Regions from separate parts of the Homo sapiens genome. Here region 1 is linked to region 2. A link is a loop called in an ENCODE intact Hi-C map of the cell type or tissue named here. Cell type or tissue: B cell. All regions are shown on one strand. Each heading gives the region's core, and the rest is flanking DNA. Links, peaks and the distances in the headings are about the cores only. Region 1 overlaps ZNF532 (zinc finger protein 532). Region 2 has its middle 82 kb from the start of SEC11C.

Region 1 (5,383 bases), core at 64-5,063, 94 kb before region 2:
ATGCAGAGCTTTTCACTTAAAAAAAAAATAAAAGTACACAGATATTATGTGAGGTAGATATGGCTTAGCTAAGTTCTATGAAAAAGTATTCTGTCTTTATTTGACTATCTTGCTATAACCCATCCTTCTTTGTGGCTGCTGATGTAGCATTCATATCAAGGAAAGCTAACACCCTTCCTTTGACTTGGCACCATAATCTAGCTGGCGGTTCCCAAGATTGGAGTGTGCGTCAGAATTAACTGGAAGGCTTGTTCAGCTAGTTGCTGGCCTCTACCCCACAGCTTCTGATTCAGCAGGTCTGGGATGGAACCCGATCATTTGCATTTCTCACAAGCCCTAGCTGATGCTGATGCTGATGCTGCTCATCTTGGGACCATGCTTTGCGAACTACTGGCTTAGTCTGAGTGGCAGTACAATCCCCCAAAGCCCATTGATTTATCCAATAAAAGTTCATTTCTTGCACATACAGAGTTTGCTATGCAGAGTTTGCATTTCTCCGGGGCAGTCATCCCTTCCACTGGTAACTCAGTGATCAAGGCTGTTTCTTTCAGCCCCATTGTCTCAACGTAGGTGTTACTGAAAAAAAGACTGGCGAGTCCTGCCTGGTCTTTACACGCTCGTTATTCTGGATATGATGCACAACACGAGTCATTGCCCAGAATGAATTATGTGAGCAGCCCCAAGTATATTCCCGCGTGTACCGCAAAGGGGAGGGAATGACAAGTAGTATTTGTCACCTGCAGTAAGGTGGCCACAGTGAATCTAAACAGGGAAAGGTTCCATTGCATCGATTTAAGATGGATGCTGACAACTAGCAGAGGAGGGTAAGCAGAATGCTGAGTCTAGAAACAGTGGCAGGAGGAAGAGAGAAGTTGGGGTTAAGGGGAGCTTTGATAGCTGTCTTCAGATAGATGTCCTCCATGTGAGGACCAGCATGTGATAATTCCAGACCAGCTGGGGCCATGCATGAGTGAAATGTCTGCCTATCTGTTGCTGGAAGTATTCAGGTAGTGGCCAGATGCTCATCTGTAAAATAATGGAATAGAAGGGATTCTAGGGTCGGCTGGGCATGGTGGGTCATGCCTGTAATCCCAGCACTTTTGGGAGTCCGAGGTGGATGTATCATTTGAGGTCAGGAGTTTGAGACCAGCCTGGCCAATATGGTGAAACCCCACCTCTACCAAAAATACAAAAATTAGCTGGGCATGGTGGCGGGCATCTGTAGTCCCAGCTACTCAGGAGGCTGAGGCAGGAGAATTGTTTAAACCCGGGAGGTGAAGGTTGCGGTGAGCCGAGATTACGCCACTGCGCTCCAGCCTGGATGACAGAGCGAGACTCTGTCTAAAAAAAAAAAAAATGGATTCTAGGGCCAATGTGACCTTTCTCCTCGGACACTGGAATGAAAGGAAACTACCAGTGGTAATCTATGTAGTAGCCATTGCTAGTGTGAGGTGGATATTTTAAACCAGTCACAGTCTAAAAGTCATTCCATGGACTAACCAAGTCTCTGTGGAAAGCATTTGGTTTCACAGTTAATCTAATTTGTGGATCGAAACAGAACTTCTAGGAAGAAGTCCTTGTCAGCAGGAAGGCTACAGGGGGAGCAGTGAGTCTGACTTGGTAGCTGCACACGAGAATCACCCGGAGAGCCTACGGCCCAGCACACTTGGTGCTCACCAGACCAGCTAATTGGCATCACTAGGGGTGGGACCTGGCCCTGGCATTCTTTTTTTTTTTTTGAGATGGAGTCTTTCTCTGTCGCCCAGGCTGGAGTACAGTGACGCCATCTCGACTCACTGCAAGCTCCCACCCTGGGTTCAAGCGATTCTCCTGCCTCAGCCTCCTGAATAGCTGGGACTACAGGCGCCCACCACCACGCCCGGCTAATTTTTTGTATTTTTAGTAGAGACGGGGTTTCACCATGTTAGCCAGGATGGTCTCGATCTTCTGACCTCGTGATCTGCCCGCCTCGGCCTCCCAAAGTGCTGGGATTACAGGCGTGAGCCACCGCACCCAGCCGGCCCTGGCATTCTTAAAGCTTCCAGGTGATTCCAGTGTTGTGGCAGGGCTGGGAACACTCATACCACCTGGGATCTGCCGCACACCTGCCCTTGCTGCTGATGCTCATTGCTGTGGCCCTCACTGTGTGACTGCTATAGCACCAACACACCTTTGTTGAGTTTATGTTTTGGGGAAGGTTGATCTCAAGTGTATTTGTTTAAAGACTCCACCCAACGTTCACTCTTGGTGGTGAAGGCAGGGGACACAACTCTCTGGATGTTGGATTTACAGCATTAGTAAGTCTGTTCAATATAATTTAAAGCCTGATTATAAATGATTTTAGGATGTCTTAATGTTTCTGTTCCTAAAGCCTTTAAGAAAAGTCCATAGATTTCATCTGCATTTTCCATACAGGGTGCAGGTGATAGGTGATTTGAATACTTGCTATTTTGTAGCCTTTCCCATTCTGAAATTCACTTTCAGTTCACTCAGAGATGTAGGTGAAAGACAGCAGTGGCAGTGAAGGAAAGTGGGAGAATGAAAGGATCAGAGTGTGGAGAGATGACCACAGCCACTGAGGCAGGTGTGCTGTTGTTACTTTTGAAAAGAATGGCAAGGCAATCAGCTTGCATTTCCTAGTTTGGGACCACCATGCTTAGAATCAGATTGACTGAGGAGCTTTACAGAGACTCTCACTTGCACAGTATTTAAAAGAAAAAAATGTGTGTGTGTGTGTGTGTGTGTGTGTGTGTGTGTGTGTGTGTATGTATATAAATTTTTAAAGTGCCCACTTGGCCGGGTGCAGTGGCTCACGCCTGTAATCCTAACACTTTCAGAGGCTGAGGCAGGAGGATTGCTAGAGCCCAGAGCTTGAGGCTGCAGTGAGCCGCAGTCGTGTCACTGCACTCCAGTGTGGGCAACAGAGTGAGACCCTGTCTCAAAAAAAAAAAAAAAAAAAAATTTAAAAGGTGCTCACCCACACAACCTGGAACCTAGCCATGTGTATGAAATGTGTGGTAGGGCATAATTGCCCCCCTTAATCTCCCTGAAACTTGTTTAGATAACTTTGTGAAATAAAACGTTACATCTCCATGTTGTTTCTGTCTTCGTGCTGTACTGTGGTGATGGCCATTAGTTAAGGGGATAAAAATACTGAAATACTGTCTAGTTTGCATAGTTCATTGCCAGATGGTTTCATTTTCATTCTTTTACTGTTAGAGTTCATCCTGTTGTCATTAGGCATGCCTTACTACAAAGTCTCTTATTTAATCTAAATGTAGGGATATAATAGATTTTTATCCTTTTAAAACTCATCTTTTAGCTATGGCGACTTTGACTTCCTGCCAAAATCCTGTTACCCTAGCAACAGGTAAAAAATTTTTTAAAAAACCAGTTTCTCCTATCTTTTTTGGCTTAGAACTTATTTGTGATCTCAAGGTTTTAGGAGAAATATCTTTAAATCAGTTGCATGTTCTCTTCTATCTCTGGTTGACTGTTAGAGAGTGATGGCTTCTCACTTGATTCTGCATTTGTGTCAGATGTGATTAAAAGGCACATTAAGAGTTTGTATATTCATGCTAGAAATGTATATCACTGCTGGCTTTATGAAACTTATTTTTCATTAGTTTTGGCCACTGGAATTGATATTTTGTTTGTGTGTGTGTGTGTGTGTGTGTGTGTGTGTGTGTGTGTGTGTGTATACACAGTTTTTCTTTTTTTTTTTAGACAGAGTCTCGCTCTGTCGCTCAGGCTGGAGTGCAGTGGCGTGATCATAGCTCAGTGCTACCTCACACTCTTGGTCACGAGCAATCTGCCAGCCTCAGCCTCCTGAGTAGCAGGGACTACAGGTGAACACCACCATGCCTGGCTAATTTTTATTGATTTTCATTTTTTTGTAGGGAGTTCGGGGTAGAGGGAGTTGTCTTTGTTGCCCAGGCTTGTCTCAAACTCCTGGCCTCAAGTGATCCTCCAGCCTTGGCCTCCCAAAGTGCCAGGATTACAGATGTGCGCCATCACACCTGGCCTATAATTTTATTATATTCTAAATATTTTTACTTCATATATTTCTTATATATTTATATACTATAGATCATATATAATACATATTTCTTATACTATATAAATCTATAATTTTTAATACTAACTTTTATTATAATTTATATTTTATTAGTTTATTTGATATTTTATTAGTATGGTTTACTATATGTAGTTTTCTGAAGTCCTCCACTTGATTTAATAAGAACTTTTTTTAATGTAAGGCTATAAATGTGTTGTAAAAAGGATGTTGAAAATTTTTGGTTCAGAGCATATTAAAGTACATATTGAACTATTGGTGATTTTGGTAGCTTGTGGCTAAATTGGAAGGCGGGGTGTTAAGGATACTGGGGCTAACACTGTCTGAGGGCTTACCCTACTTACTATCTCATTGCAGCAGGCTCCTGAGGGGAGACAGTTACGAATCCCACTTTTAGGTGAGGAAATGAAGCCTGAGAAAGGTTCAATAACTTACCCCAGGGTTTTGCAGCCTGCCAGAGGCAGGTTTCTAGCCCAGACTCTGCAGTTTGCACAGAATGAAAGCTGACATTTCAAAAGCTGCTTAATTTTAGTCTCCTTGAATCTTTCAATATAGATGTGGGACAGTTAGCAGATATGTCTTTCCATCCAGTTTTTACTTCTGCTTTTGATGTAGTCATTTTCATTTCATTTAGGTGTTCAATCTTGGTTAAAGTTGGTTATGCCATCATTAACTGGACGTGTGTGTAGTTTTGGAAGACTGTGAATGTCCTGGTTTTATATTCCTTAGCTGGGGTCTGATGCTTTCTGGAATTACTTGCAGTTGCTGTTAACAGCATCATGGTGTCGTTAATTAATTGGGCAAATCTTCCTGCAGAATTATGAAATGTTTTAGAGTGGCTTGAATTTAGCAGTTGCCTGGGATGTATCTGGGGGCTGCATGGATTGTAGCAGGGCCTGAGCCTTATGAGGGACAGAGCCTCTTCCTGCAGTGTCTCGGAAATCTGGAGAAATGCACAAGAGAGAGGCCCTTTCTTGACTCCAGGAGTTATCTTAAAGCAGAGGCTCTCGAGGCAGAGAGCACAGTTAGAATCAGGGTTTTTTTGAGTCTGGTTATGGGGGTTTGGGATGTGGAGAAGTGGGTAGGACCTGGGTAGGAGTGAAGTCTATTTTTAAATTTCTCTAGATAATTGTGTTACCTTCACACTTACATACGTTCCCTCCTACTCTCCTACCCTCTCTCTTCTCCTTGAGTAGTTCTGCTGTAAAGGGATTAAGCTGAGAGATAAGCTATTTAGAGGATTTTGCTCTTAATGCTGGAGAGTTTATAAAAGCTGCCTAACAGGAAGATGAGATTGGAGAATAATTT
Region 2 (5,383 bases), core at 214-5,213:
AGTCTTCACATGTTCTTCCTTCTGTGTCCAAGTTTCCTCTTCTTATAAGGACACAGTCATATTGGATTAAGGCCCACCCCAATGACCTCGTTTAATGTTAATTATTGCTTTAAAGACTCTATCTTCAAATACAGTCACACTCTGAATTACTGGGGGTTAGGATTTCAACATAGGACTTTGTTGGGGACATAATTCAGCCCATAACATTCAATGTCAGGAAGATTTATGAGTTTAGTTGAAATGGTGCTAGCTGGAAGAGACTTGTGGAGTCTGTGGTGGAGATACTGATCTTGGAAGTAGGTGCCAGGGACTGGGCTCAAGTCCCCCAGGGAGTTAAACACATATTTACTCGGGTGGCTGTGGGTTTTTATTGGATGGCCTGACTACCACTTACCTAGGACACTGAGTTCTTATGCCTCCGCACTCTAGACTTGCCTGGGAACCCATGTGAGTGTCCTTGTGACTGAGGAGCACTGGCCCCGTGTCAGCATCTTTCCCAAAGGCTGTCGTGGAAGGTGGATTTCAGTCCTTCAGCTGAAAACCCACACTGTCCAAACTTGTGACTATGCAACAAGATTTAGCTTATAAGTGGAGGGAAATATAAAAGTAGGGCTTTTCTTCCTTTAGAGAATATAATTCCATGGAATGCCAGTGGAATCAGGTCTTTCTGGAGCTCAGTAATTCAAGGAGAGAAGAGCTAAGGGGTCTGGCAGAAGTCATAGTAAATATACATACAGCATTATTACCATAACCCCCTGCTTACCCTCATAGCAGACATTAGTAATCAATCATAGCATCATGGAGCTAGAATTCATCCTTCTTTCCAAATATTACACTAACATTGGTACTCTGGCTGAAAATAATTTTCTCCCTGTATCACTTGATAACTGAATAGTATCTATCTCATCCCTTCCTCATGAACAGCCATGGCAACTTTCACTAGCAGAATTGCATTGTCAAAGGCATTTTCCAGGTCAGGCTGTGCCTGGATGGTCTCGCACTTGTGTTTGACATTTCTTCCACACCACTGTGGATCCTCTTAATCCCAACCCTCACACTTCGGAGCAGGTACAACCAGACAGCGCCTCACTCTGGGTGCTTCAGGAAACATCCTAGTCTTATACATGCACGGTCCCAAAGTGTGGAGGAATTAATTTGTGTGGGACCATCCTTAACCCATTTGAGATAGAAGACAGTGGGAAAATCCTTCTGTCTTTCATCTCACAGGACAGTTTTAAGGTACATTTCATATGGCCCTGTGGAACATTCTGGAAGAACTGAGCATTGGCCACCTTGATAGCACATCCTGGTATTGGTTTTCCCTGCTTCCCTGTTCTCCTACCCTATCCCTCATTCCTACACCCACGTGAACTACCTGCACCCGGACATTTGTCTCAGGCTCTGCTCCTCAGTTGAAGGCGTGCCTGGTTCCCCCTCTGCATTAGTCCGTTTTCACATGCTATAAAGAACTACCTGAGACTGGGTAATTTATAAAGAAAAGAGGTTTAATTGACTCATGGTTCTGCAGGCTGTGCAGGCTTCTGCTTCTGGGAAGGCCTCAGGAAACTTACAATCAGGGCAGATGGGGAACCAGGCACATCTTAATATGGTGGGAGCAGGAGGAAGAGAGCAAAGCGGGGAGGTGCTACACACTTTTAAACAGCCAGATCTCATGAGAATTCACTCACTATCACAAGAACAGCAAGGGGGAAATCCATCCCCACGATCCAGTCACCTCCTATCAGGCCCCACTTCAACACTGGGGATTACAATTCCACATGAGATATGGGCAGGGACAAAGATCCAAACCATACCATCCTCCTTCTCGATCCTCTCTCCCCTGTGCTTGGAGTGGGTCCACCCCGTGTCCCACCCTGCCTTTGACAGTCCTCTCTCCCAAATCAACCACCACTTGTATCCATATCGGGTTTCATAGATGACAAGGGACGTTCCCAGGCATGGACTCCTTTTGAGCTGCATAGTAAGCCTCAGGGTGGGCAGGCGAGGATGCGATTACTGTTCCTGTCTAGACCAGGAAACTCAAGCTCAAGGCCCTGCCCGGTGTGGCACAACTAATGGATGGTCAAGACCGAGGCTGCCTCAGGTCCTCCAGCCCCAGCCCCGCTCTCCCTGCCACTCATCAGCCTCTCAAAAGCAGGGCCTCTCAAAAGCAGGAAGTACCTCTGATGGTCAGGATTTCCAGCCTTTCGTGCCATAGGAAGCGCATGTGTGGGGCAAGAAACTGAAGGGCACTCCTCTCCGTATCCTCTCTTCTTTGCAGGAGTACACAGATCCTCATCCTCCTTGGGGCCATGCTGTTCTTGGCATCTTTCACAGCCACTGCTCTGATCACCTTGGCATATAAACTTCCTGTCGTGGCTCCATCAGAAACCAGGTAATGCGGTTCCCCAGCCTGCCCCTTTCTGGCCAGGACTTCCCGGGGAGGGCTGCTGAATGCCAGGCTGTTCACCCTGTGCCCTTTGGTTCATGGAAAAAGTGGGTATGAAACTTTTGGTCTGGATGGGAAAGCTGATTGCCTTCTTGCTTCCAAACTTCTGAACCTTTCAACCTGCACTGGTAGGTCCTCTCTGAACTCAACGTTGCCCATTGAAACGCTTCCCAGAGGAAGGAGCGCCCCCATGTGGCTGTACTGTGTTTCTCCTCCAGCAGCCAATTGCTGCTTGGTGGCTCTGTTGGATGGAGAGACTGAACCTACCTCTTCAAGGTCACACAACTAGTAGGTGGCACAGGTGTGATTTGAACTTAGAAGCCAATCCACAGTGCTATTTCCCCTCCCCAATGAGGCATGTATGACACTTACACAGGAAAAACTGTTATGATTACCTGCTAATCTTCTCTCAATGCAGTGACACAAATGAAAATCAGATTATGTCAGTCATCTGCTTGAATTCCTCCAGTGGCCTCATTGGTCACCCTCCTACCTGCTGACACTGGACCAGCCACACCAACTCATCTCAACGCACCAAGCACGCTCCCCGAACCCCCTTCCCCACCCTCCCCAACCCGGGGCCTTAGCACTTGCTTTTGAGCCTGAATTACTCTTCTGTTAAAATCTAAGATCTTGGCAGGGCTTTCTCCTTCACATCTTTCAGGTGTCTGTGCAAATGTCACCTTCTCAGAGCAGCCTTTGCCGATCTTCCAAAATAAAATGGCCAGAACCGTTCCTGGTATGTGAGTGTTCCATGTGAATCTGTGAGTGGGTGGCATATGAGAATAAATGAATGAATTGGTGACAACATCCCAAGCCTCCTGACCAGGAGACTATCATGCCCTTCCCATATCATGGCATGGTGAAGTGATTGAGGAGGAGGCTCACTCATGTCCAGCCCAGCGGTTTTCAACCCTGGCCACATATTAGAGTCACTTGGGAGCTTCTAAATCTACTGATGCTTTCATCCCCACCCACCTCCGAACAATTGAATCAGAATCTCTGGGCATGGGGCCCAGGCAGCGGACTTTTGTAAGCATTCCCAGGGTGCTTACAAATTCTAATTTGCAGAATAAATTCTTATGTGCAGCCACAGTTGAAGAACCATACGTCTAGTCCTCAAACACCTTCCCTTCCTCCAGTGGTCCCTGCATGGGCAGCTAGGGGCTGAGAGTGCGTCTAGCTTCAGTGGGGAATGGTGATAATTTTAACGGTGATAAATTTAAAGCAGGGGTTCTCAATCTGCCTTTGGGAAACTCAGGAGAGTTTTAAAATTTCTAGTCCCTGAGTCCATGTGCAGAGATGATGATTCCCTGGGCTTGGGTATAACCTGGATGCCTCCCGTGAATGGCACTGTTTAGGCAAAGCTTCTCAGCCTTGAGGGGGTATCAGGGTCACCTGGAGGGCTTCTTAACACACAGATGGTTGAGCCCACTGCCAGTAGGTCAGGGTGGGGCCCATGAGTCTGGGTTCCTAATAAGTTCTCAGGTGATGCAGGTGTTTTTTTTTTTTGTCTGTGTTTTTTATTCTATTGCAACAGAGTCTCACTCTGTCATCCAGGCTGGAGCACAGTGGCATGATCACCGCTCACTGCAGCCTCAACCTCCTGAGCTCAAGCGAACCTCCTGCTTCAGCCTCCTGAGAAGCTGGGACTGTAGGCATGTGCCTCCAGGCCTGGCTAATTTTTTTTTTTTTGTAGAGTTGGGGTCTCTCTATGTTGCCCAGATTGGTCTCAAACTCCTGGGCTCAATGATCCTCTTGCCTCGGCTTCCCAAAGTGCTGGGATTACATGTGTGAGCCACCATGCCTGGCCTGACGCAGCTGTTGATGTCAAGGGATGAAACCTTGAAAAACACAGCTTCAAAGAATAGTTTTTGGTGTCCTTTTAATAGCCTGGCCTGGACCTCTCATCACTTCTCTCTCAGGACAGTCTCTGTCCTTGGGACCCTTGGGTTCACATCTGGGTGCTACATTTTTAGAACATTCTGACATATTGGCCACCAGACACAGCTATTTAAAATGAATACACTCATGATATTTCCTTGGGATCTGGGGTGGAGGGGCCTGAGGGAATTTGGAACCTAAACAAGCCAACTTTGGCTGAGGTGGGGCCATGAGGTCACTGTTTGCGCACCATGACTAAGGAAATGAACAAGTGTGCCCTAAATGTACCTTTGGGCTTGCTGATTATTCCAATGGACATCTCAGGGATTTGGATTCCCTTTGCCATGTCCAGATCAAACATAACATTTTGGCTTATTTCCTTGTATTTTTCAGTGAAGAGGCGATTGTATTGTATTTCGTGGAGTACTACACAAAGCCCTACTGCCGATTTGGGCCAGTTCTTGTGGGCCTCTTTCTGAGCATTTACATGCACCAAAACCACCAGGAAAACATTCTCAGAACCAAGGTATGATTTCCCGTGCCTCACTCTATGGGCATGGGTCTGGCTGGGACTGTGTGGCCCACCTGGCCAGGCTCTTCCAAAGCTGTGGATGAAGCAGTCAGCCTGCTGGGTACTGTATTGTGCTGTAGAGTGTTACTGATGTCTCTCTGTGCTAAAGAATCAGAAGGAATTGGCCAGGTGCAGTGGTTAACACCTGTAATCGCAGCACTTTGGGAGGCTGAGGCAGGAGGATCCCTTGAGTCCAGTTCAGGACCAGCTCAGGCAACATGGTGAAACCCCTGTCTTCATTTTTTTTTTTTAATTTAAAGATAAGGCCTTTATCTTCCTGCCAGAGCTTGATTCTCTGCTTTCTTCACTGACCTCTCCTTATGATCCTCCAGATTTGGAACCCAGTGTGGTCCCATCTGTAGGAGCTTTGGTACTGACCCAAAGAAACCACCAATGTGAGAAAACATACCCAGTGAGATTACAATGGCAAGACTTTCTTCTGGAAGAGGATACTGAGTTGGGTTGGATTTTTAACAGCA

What was found. Peaks named below come from ENCODE experiments on the same cell type or tissue, not always from the same donor. Only the 100,000 strongest peaks of a DNase experiment are listed, where the experiment ranks them.
Region 1: it touches region 2 in a loop (2.6-fold over the local background); 6 of 110 quality-filtered maps call a loop at or near these places.

The regions. Positions count from the first base shown.
Region 1 is chr18:58,960,882-58,966,264 of GRCh38, forward strand. All of the region lies in intron 7 of ZNF532 (zinc finger protein 532), which reads left to right. Among named protein-coding and RNA genes, the nearest start is that of ZNF532, 99 kb to the left of the region's middle. In B cell, for the core only: no CTCF peak of the experiment used is centred there; DNase peaks (open chromatin) are centred at 3,080, 3,660 and 4,650; H3K4me3 peaks cover 2,659 bases; H3K27ac peaks cover 4,253 bases.
Region 2 is chr18:59,054,759-59,060,141 of GRCh38, forward strand. It overlaps the pseudogene OACYLP. Among named protein-coding and RNA genes, the nearest start is that of SEC11C, 82 kb to the right of the region's middle. In B cell, for the core only: a CTCF peak has its summit at 2,655 (motif pointing left); a DNase peak (open chromatin) is centred at 2,633.